Regions from separate parts of the Homo sapiens genome. Here region 2 is linked to region 1. Evidence: chromatin loops called from intact Hi-C (ENCODE). Cell type or tissue: A673. All regions are shown on one strand.

Evidence for each region. Peaks named below come from ENCODE experiments on the same cell type or tissue, not always from the same donor. Only the 100,000 strongest peaks of a DNase experiment are listed, where the experiment ranks them.
Region 2: it touches region 1 in a loop (3-fold over the local background); 1 of 110 quality-filtered maps calls a loop at or near these places.

What each region holds. Positions count from the first base shown.
Region 1 is chr13:78,608,632-78,613,631 of GRCh38, forward strand. All of the region lies in intron 5 of OBI1-AS1 (OBI1 antisense RNA 1), which reads left to right. Among named protein-coding and RNA genes, the nearest start is that of POU4F1, 7.6 kb to the left of the region's middle. In A673, no CTCF peak of the experiment used is centred here; DNase peaks (open chromatin) are centred at 1,150 and 1,930; H3K4me3 peaks cover 1,816 bases; H3K27ac peaks cover 1,976 bases; H3K27me3 peaks cover 960 bases.
Region 2 is chr13:78,380,442-78,385,441 of GRCh38, forward strand. All of the region lies in intron 3 of OBI1-AS1 (OBI1 antisense RNA 1), which reads left to right. Among named protein-coding and RNA genes, the nearest start is that of POU4F1, 220 kb to the right of the region's middle. In A673, no CTCF peak of the experiment used is centred here; DNase peaks (open chromatin) are centred at 2,290, 2,830 and 3,640; H3K4me3 peaks cover 1,327 bases; H3K27ac peaks cover 1,642 bases.

The sequences.
Region 1 (5,000 bases):
TCCAGGTCCTGGGTTAGAACAACAACAAACAAACGAAACTCCACAACAGACACGCCTGCCCATGACCCCACGCAAGGACATAGGAAGTTCTGTCGCCTTCCTGCTCCGCGGATAGCCGCCTGCCGTCTGCTGCCACCAGAACGCACGGACGCTCGGGGTGGAGGTAGTCAATGGGCAGCAGGGGACCCCCAGCCCCCACAAGCGCGGCTCCGAGGACCTGGAAGCGGGTGCCTGTCGCTCTCCGCAGGCTCCGCTCTGCCTCCAGGAGCAAGATCCCCAAAAGGGTCTGGAAGCTGTGGAGAAAACCGCAAGGACGCGAGTCCAAACCCGAGAGTGCGGAGCTGGGTCCTGTCACCCGGCTCCAACGCTCGCCGGCGCCGCCGCCAGCCGCCCCTCCTTCCCGCCGCCCGCACAAATCAAAGCCCCTTGCGAGGGACTGGGAAATAGTTGCCTTGTCATGTAACACATTGCCCTGATTTATTATAAAATTTTAACGAAATCATGCATATTTTAACAGCCTTTAATCACTGCATGAAAATTTAATTCATGAACTGTAGCGCGTTTAAATAAATGAAGTGTTAATTCATTAGGATTAATTAATTTGTTAAAGGATTGTGTGCAAGGTTAAGGTGGAAAGAAAACTCTTTGTTGGTTTCGCGTCTTAATCGCCAGGTTTCACGAGTAATAATAAAATGAAAGGAAACCGCAGGGCGGGCCGTTCGGGTGGAGCTTGGGCGGGACCAGCCCGGAGCGCCCCCGAGAAAGTGGGAAAATCGGGCTGGAAGGGCTAGGGCGCGTCTGTCTTCCCGAGACTGGGGAGTGGGGGTCCGGTGGGGGCTAGAGGGGAAGGGAAGAGCGGGCACCGGCGGCGGGAATCCGAGAAGGCCGAGTTCGCTGTAATCCCAGGGACAGAAGAGGGCTCAGAGCCGAGGCTGGCGGGCCGGACCCCATCTCCCCAACCCGAACACAAAGATGACCCGGTGGGTTAGGCGAGGTCGCCCCTTCCTGCCCTCAAAAGGTCAAGTCTCGTCTTAATGGACAGATGATGGGCCAGCTCGCCACCGCCTAAACGTTCCAGCGCCCAGGGAGCCACTGTCTCGCCATCAGGCCGCCGGCTCAGGAGGTTGGGGCAAGCCCAAGAGCCTCTGGGGACTCCGAGAGGAGGCGGAGCAAAGCCAAACGTGTAAACCCAGGCTGGAGCAATCCGGGAAAACTTTTTTCAAATAGGAGCCCTGATGTTAAGGAATGGTTTCTTCAGCACCTCTTCTGAGACACAGGCTAAATAGGCGTATCCTTCAGCACAGCCCGACACACAGGAGAGGTGTCCTCTTCTGCGCAGAACTCTTATTCACCCTTCAAGACCCAGTACGAGTAACAGGTCTGTGAAGACGCCAGACTTTCTCACTGCTCCACGCTATCCCCAACAGGGGCATTTTTCTACTCACAAATAATGTAAGTATCAAAATGCATTAGAATTGCATCCTCCCACCTCCCAGTAAGTCTCAGTAAAGGGCCAAGCCATATCTCTTGGGAAAAGGATCTTTATATCCCCAAATTACAAACGTCACATAAGGCCCACACTTCTACACACCAATAAGCTAACATTTATTAGAGAAGGTCTGCTCCTTATTAAGACACAACACTTAGAATCTAGGATAATGACAAGAAAAAGACATAGCAGGCCTAAGAATCTGCCTTGTTTCTGAAGTGGAGCTGCAACTCAAGGCATTCTAGACTGTCTCAGTCATATAAAACTGAAGATCGCCCTAACTTGCACTCCAGGTGGGTTCTGTAAAGAAATCTGCATCTTCACAGATGCTTCCTAGCTGACTGGGGTTCCGAGAATTAGGCAATAAATGTTCACTGTGCACTCAGATCATTGCTTAAAAGGTTTTCTCTGCCAAGTATTATTAAAAGGATCAGGTTACATCGTGATAGGCCAAAGCTGTGTTGTAGGACTCCCACAAATGGGAATGAAAGAACTTCTTATGAGGCTCTGGGAAACCCTTCTAATCTAATAAAGTACATCCCATAAACAGTTAATCTCAGTTTGATTCTCTCTACAAATACCATCCAAAGGCACAAAAGGGGGAGAAATCTAGTGTATGTATTTCACTTTGAATCATTGAAAACCATTCAAGTAGAAACAAGAAGTTCCTGAAACATCATAGACTCAAGACCAAGTTGTCTTTTTCAGTAGTCTTTTCAAACCAATGTAGATGGCCAAGAGATGATTGGGAAACAAAGCCGACTTGAAATTAAAGGACTGTAAACTACTGTACCATGTTCTTTTTTTGTGTGTCAGCTAACTCCATAAAACAGGAAAAAGACTTGGCATTTTTGGATGGAATGATTTTAAAAATAAAAGATGAATACTAAGTCATGACCAAAAAACAAACAAAACTGCTAGCATCCTGTCACATTCCCATAGCCAAAGCATTTTAAGCAGTCAAAAGATATTTTTCTAAAAACATGAACTGTCTGCTTCCTTATCATGAGTACATCTTTTTCTATCATAGCCTTAGTGAAATTAACCAAGACAGGAAGGTTAACTTAATCTAAATGTCAGAGTCAGTGTGAATCTATTAAGTGGCACACACACAACTCCCACCGTTGAGCTTCTGTTTAGTAGTCAGACTCAGGAACTAAATGCTACTGTAAAAGAAACATGCTAAGCCCAAGAGGTCAAGGCTGAAATGAGCTGTGTTCGCACCACTACACTCCAGCTTAAGAGCGAGACCCTGTCTCAAATGTAAAAATAAAAAATAAACATGTTAATACTTCCAAAATACTTTAAAAATAATTCTTGGAAAGTTTCAAAGCCCTTTGTCCTTTAGTCTATAAATATGAATTCTTTATTACACAAGGGAGAAGAGCAGAAGCTCTAGAGCCACAGACCCAGCTCCAAGATATGGTTCATATCTATTCCAGCTGTGTTATTACTCTTTCTCGATTTGTTTTTCTGTAAACTGGGGACGACAGTACTTGGTTCACAAAGTTTTAAGAAGGGATTAGATGAAATAAGGAATTAGATGAAATAGAGGTTAACTTAGCAAGATACTTAGTTTTAGTATAAGATAGGGTTGTTTTTTGTTTGTTTTTGCCTGGAGTGTGTGTACATAATAGATACATTTAAAAATCTATGAAACCACCATATTTACCATGACATCACATTATGGTAAAGTGGTAAAGAGTACAAATGAGAATGTGTGATTAAAATAAAATCCTACACAGATTAGACCCTTTAAATAAATGGCACACATTTAATACATGGAATACTGTTTTAGGGAGAATGGAGGGATGTTTCTGAATATAAGCAGTGGGAAAATACCTTAGTCCAACATAGATGCTTTCACCTAGGTTAGTCATTAGTAAATCAGGTTACACACTCCAGATATCCATGTCACAGTGTCAGTGTGTATTTGGACTAAAAAGACACATCCTTGATTACAGATAGAAGTACAATGAGGCTTACCCCTTGTCTTCATCCATCTGTACTGCCATGATGAAATGTTTTGGACTAATTTTTAAACAATACAATTTTATTTCTCATTGTTCTGGGAGGTCCAAGATCAAGGCACCAGCAGATTCTGGTGAGGTCTCAGTATCTGCTTCAAAGATGCTACCTTCTAGCTGTGTCCTCCTCACATGGCGGAAGAAGCAAGGAAACTACCCCAGGCATTTTTTTTTTTTTTTTTTTTTGCAACCTTGCTCTGTCACCCAGGCTGGAGTGCAGTGGTGCGATCTCGGCTCACTGCAACCTCCGCCTCCTGGGTTGGAGCCATTCTCCTGCCTCAGCCTCCCAAGTAGCTGAGATTACAGGCGTCCGCCACCACGCCCAGCTAATTTTTTGTATTTTTAGTAGAGATGGCATTTCACTGTGTTAGCCAGGACGGTCTCGATCTCCTGACCTCGTGATCCGCCTGCCACGGCATCCCAAAATGCTGGGATTTCAGGCGTTGAGTCACTGTGCCTGGCACCCAGGCCTTTTTTATAAGGGCACTAATCCCATTCAGAGAAAGCAAAGCCCTCATGACCTAATCACCTACCAAAGGCCCCACCTCTTAGTACTATTACCTTGGGTGTTACAACATGTGAATTTGGAGGAACACAGATTTAGATCATACCACCCCTAAATTTAACCTGTGGCAGAAAAATTTTAATTTCTATATTTGAGTTTCTAACGTGTAGTCATATTATCAAAGACATTTAAAGTGCCAATAGCTCTGAATGTATCCATTAGCTTTAACATATCAGAAAAATGATTGGAAAATATGTAACATAAAACAAAATTCTGCTTTAAATTAGCTCTTTCTGGCTTTTTTTTTTTTTTTTTTTTTTTTTTGAGACAGAGTTTTGCTCCTGTTGCCCAGACTGGAGCGCAGTGGCATTATCTCGGCTCACCGCAACCTCCGCCTCCTGGGTTCAAGCGATTCTCCTGTCTCAGCCTCCCAAGTAACTAGGATTACAGTCATGTGCCACCATGCCTGGCTAATTTTGTATTTTTAGTAGATGGGGGTTTCTCCGTGTTGGTCAGGCTGGTCTCGAACTTCCGACCTCAGGTGATCGGCCCGCCTCCGCCTCCCAAAGTGCTTGGATTATAGGCATGAGCCACAGCGCCGGCCTCTGGCTATTACTTCTATAAGTGGAGGACATGATTCTTCAAATTACAAATGTGAATTGTCACTTTTATGGTTTCATTGAATCCTCAGTCTATTATAACAAGGGTCGGCAAACTTTTTTGTAAAAGACCAGATAGTAAATATTTTAGATGTTGTAGGTAATATGTAAACAAATGAGTGTAACTGTGTTCAAGTAACTTTATTTAGAAACAATGAAATGTGACTTTAATATAATTTTCCTGTGTTATGCAATAATCTATGGATTTTTAAAAACCTTCTACAACTGTAAATTCCATTTTTTGCTCACAGGCCTTTCAAGGGAGATTTTTAAAAAAGATTAAAATGCATAAAACTGAATTTTATGATTGGCCAGGTGTG
Region 2 (5,000 bases), 230 kb before region 1:
ATGCTAGAATACAATTACCATGAATGTTTTCTTTCTTTTTTAATGATACTTTAAGTTCTGGGATTCATGTGCAGAACGTGCAGGTTTGTTACATAGGTATACACGTGCCATGGTGGTTTGCTGCACCCATCAATCCACCATCTACATTAGGTATTTCTCCTAATGCTATACTTCCCCAAGCCCCCCAACCCCTGACATGCCCCCATGTGTGATGTTCCCCTCCCTGTGTCCAGGTGTTCTCATTGTTTAACTCCCACTTATGAGTGAGAAGATGTGGTGTTCGGTTTTCTGTTCCTGTGTTAGCTTGCTGAGAATGATGGTTTCCAGCTTCATCCATGTCCCTGCAAAGGACAGGAACTCATCCTTTTTATGGCTACATAGTATTCCATGGTGTATATGTGCAACATTTTCTTTATCCAGTCTATCATTGATGGGCATTTGGGTTGGTTCCAAGTCTTCGTTATTGTGAATAGTGTTACAGTAAACATACGTGTGCATGTGCCTTTATAGTAGAATGATTTATAATCCTTTGGGTATATACCCAGTAATGGAATTGCTGGGTCAAATGGTATTTCTGTTTCTAGATCCTTGAGGAATCACCACACTGTCTTCCACAATGGTGGAACTAATTTACACTCCCACCAAGAGTGAATAACCGTCCTGTTTATTTGAAACCTGTCAGACCTTAAGTCCCACAGAAAAAGCGAAGAACTCAAATAAAAATATATGACCTGAAATATGGTGACAAAGCAAATGAGCTTTGAAATCAGAGGACTGGTTTTAAATCCAGGTTTTGACATTCTTTGAACAACTCTGGGTGATTTTCTTGACCCAAACTCTAATGTTTTCATCTATAAAATAAAGATAATCATAGAATGTACTGTCTAAGGCTATTGGTAAGATTAAATGAGATAATATCTGGAAAGCACTTAGCAGAGTATTCCATAAGTGGCTGCTTTTATTACTGTAACTTCTTGCTCATTTGGGGATAGACCCATTGCACAGATCCTTCCTCTTCAGATTGTTTCTTGTGCCCATTTGATGAGGTCCTGTTATATATGAAGGATTAAGCATCATTGCCTTGGTAGGAAGTCTTGATTGATCAACCATAGCTCTATTAGAAATATATGAGCTTATGATTTACACTAGAGATCCCCAGACACAGCCAATACAGCAGAACTTTGAAAAGCAAAAGCTTTGTGTTTCATACATTTAGATCTTTATCACTCTTATTTTAATCTGTGGCATGTGGAGTACATTATTTTTTCTAGGCTTTCATTAAGCAGATTACTAATAAGAAACAAAATCTTATCATCTTAGAACATGTTTTGCAGCCACTGCTTATGCCAAAACATCCATGGATTAGTTAAGAATGCCAACTAGCTGTCCTTAGGTTTTAAAGGGTTTTTCTATCATAGTACTATATTATTTCTTTAGATGACATCGATTTTTATTCTCTGTTCTGTGAAGTCTGATACATAATGCATACTAGCCTCAAAGAAAGCACCCAAAAAGACCACCCCAACAAAATATCTAGTTTCTTGTGTGGAAAGCACACAGGGAGTAACATGAAAGCATGTATGCACGCACATGCACGCATGCGCGCGCGCGCGCGCGCGCGCACACACACACACACACACACACACACAATTGCGTTCTTCATGACATAATCACTTAAGTTCATATCCGTAACAGCAAGTAATAGGGTTATAGCAAAGGTTCAATGAATGCTTATTAAAAGAATTAATAGAAGAACTAATGAATTAGAAGAACTAATAGAAGAACTTCTTCTAATAGAAGAACTAATAGAATTAATGAGGTAGAAACATAAGAGTATTATAAACTTGTATACATGTGAATGAGTATACAGCATATGCTACATATTTTCTACTAAGATCTTTTTAATTATGAGAGCTACATATTATTTTGAGATTGTTCAATAAAGCTCCCCGCCTTCTTTTACATAAATACCATTGCTGTTTTAAGCAGATAGGGGCTAATAAATGGTTTTACCAGATATTTCTTCCTGCAGGGGTGGCAGATGTACACAGGGAATCAGTTACTTAATTCCCCTAATCACCCATTTCTTTCCTCCCTCTTCATTCTGTGCTTGGAAACTTCAACATTCCCCAGTGTGCTAATAGCTGACCCGGGAAACTGGCAGAAACCAAAACCTTCTCTTGAAACCAGCAGGCTCCATATGGTTGCTTCAAGGATGGAGGGTGACCCTGCCAAGTCTCCTGCAAAGGGATTTCACAGAGCAGAGAGGCAAACGTGTGTCTTTAAACGTTAGTCATTGAGCCAGAGAGAAGAAATCATTTTCCTGATGAAAGGCAGTTAAAGTACTTTGCAGCTTCTGATCTGCAACCTATAGGAAGTTTTGTACAATGGCGGCTCAATGCCAAGCATTAAAAATAAATGTAATCATCAGATGATTAGCTCTAAAAATCTTCCCTCAAAAAATGATAGAGTTGTCAGTTACAGTTGAACATACATATGCATATTTGAAAACACGGAGACCAAGAATAACTTTGCGTGTCTGAAACCAGCACTATTCTACGTGTGTGAGGGTAACAGAGGCTATGACATAGCATATGAAGTCAATGGTGGAGTTGTTATTATTTATACATGAGTAAAGATTACAAATGCAAGCCCCAGCTCAGATCTCTCACCCCCTGGATCTGTGAAACCTGTCACTCAGTCTCCCGCGGTGTGTCTTCCTGTCTCGGAGCCATTGGACCACCTGCTGCCAAGACTCTCATCTACTGCATCGCCCGAAGGCCTCGATGATAACAGCATTGATTCCAATGTACATCTAATTACTTCTCATAATCTATTCATTTCACAATAGTGTAGTGAAACATCTGTCACATCATAAACTCTTTAGTAGCCTTATCAAACCACCAAAACACACTCTGCTGCCAGTTGGCAGTTTCCTCGGTTTCCTGTTTATTAATATGATGCAAACATTCCTAGTCTTTTTTGCAGCTTTAGATGAATTTCCCCAATGACCAGTGAAGCAGAACTGGGCAAACTGCAGTTGAAATGTCTGTATGTTACTTATTGAGGGACAAATCCGGATGTCACATGAAAATCAGTTAAAACAGCATTGTTTCCTTGGAGGAATTGTCTCTAAATAAAGTTCTTTCATTCATAACGGTGAAAGACAGGGCCCCTTCCTTGGCTTCGATGTGTCTGATTAATTTACTAAAATAAGCCACTGGGACATTATTGCCTTTGAATAGGATATTACACAGGAAAGCTTTTTACCTTCCTATCTTTAACTTTACCTTTGGGAAAATTATGCTCTTTCCTCTTTCTCCTCTTTCTGATTTTCTCTCCTCACCCTTTCTCTTCCTCCCCATTCTCTTTTCTCTCTACCCTTTTGTAGAAAAGCTAATAAAGAGACCATCATGTCATAGTTGATTAGCAAATACTGCTATTATTCAGTGATAAAGTCGACACAATATTCTAGGTACAATACAGATAAATACAGCATCTTCCAAAAAAGAGATCCATCACCAGGTCCTGAATGTTGGTAAACTTACTTCTACTCATTCTTTAAGATGCAGTTGAACAATATCTTCTTGGAGCAGCCCTCCCAGGGAGAATTATTCAATCCTTTCTTTATCAGCTCATAACAACTTGACATCTCTATTCATGCACTTAACATAATAATTGAGGATCATTGTTATACATATCTGCCTTACTCACAATGATAAATCCCTCAAGGATAAGGACTATGACTTTTTCATGTTTGTATCCTTGGCAACCTGCTGGGTGCCTGGCACCCAGACAATGTCAAATAGATATAGATATTTTCTAGTTCACTTAAGAGGATTGAAAAACTGCAATTTCAAGAGCTCCTTTACATTTATTATGAAAGTCAATATAATTCCCTATATTCTGCTCTAATAATAATAATGGTCATTCCTTAAATGTACCAGGCACTATTCTAAGTACTTCATATATATCAGCTCATTTAATGCTCAAAACAACCCTGCAAGGATGATTCTATTATGGTCCACATTTTAGAGCTAAGGAGTTGAGTGGCAGGGAGACTGAGTGCCTGCCTTCCTCAAGGTTACACAGCTGGTAGGTGGTGGAGCTCAGCAACCTGGCATGAGTCCCTGCTCTTAATTCTTACCCTATATGGTCTCTTCAGTAGCTAAATTATGCTCCTGTTAACTGCAGATGGCCCTCATATCATCTGATCAGTTAGTCTTTCTTGACCCATTCTTGAAGGTCTATAGGGAAAGACTGCTGTCCATGTGGGTGTCCCAAGCTGTCCATGAGGGTTTATAGGATGTATATGTGGCCCATGTCATTCACACAGTATTATGCAAATAATTTCAGCACAGCCTTTTGATATTACAATAGGAGGGGCCATTTCCCATATCTGTGGAGGGAATTCAAGCTTTCTTTTACATTTCCAGTGCAGATTTCAGGAAATCATTTCTGATAAAATTATCAACTCTTATTAACATACTTCTTTAAAGAATCCTTCAGGAAGCCATAGATGTTAGAAGGTTCTATGGCTATATTCCTGATGTCCATCAGAACATAAATTTATTTCTTGTAAAGTGTCAAATAGCTACCAAAAAACACCTTATGGCCCTTATTATCCTGGATTGTACTTAGTGCTAATGACCTACAGATGAAAAACTTTGTCGTATTACAGATCCCCTCAGATAACAATTCCCTGAGTACTCAAGAGTCAAGGCTAAAGGGAAATCAGCTGTTTGGCTCTTTCTACTGTTTGTTCAAATAGTATATAGCTTATAGCTACATGTATCAAAATAAAATATCATGTACTTAACAGGCCAGGTCTCCATTTCTGTATATCCCAGTGAAGTACATAGCTCTGTGAACTATAAATTAGTCTTTTCCAAAACTTGTAAAACCTGGAAGGACAAGGTTTGGGCATGGCAGCAGAGCTGAATGAAAGCTTGCCATCATGGTGTACTGGAAGGGTACAGATACATGGTGAATGCCACTGT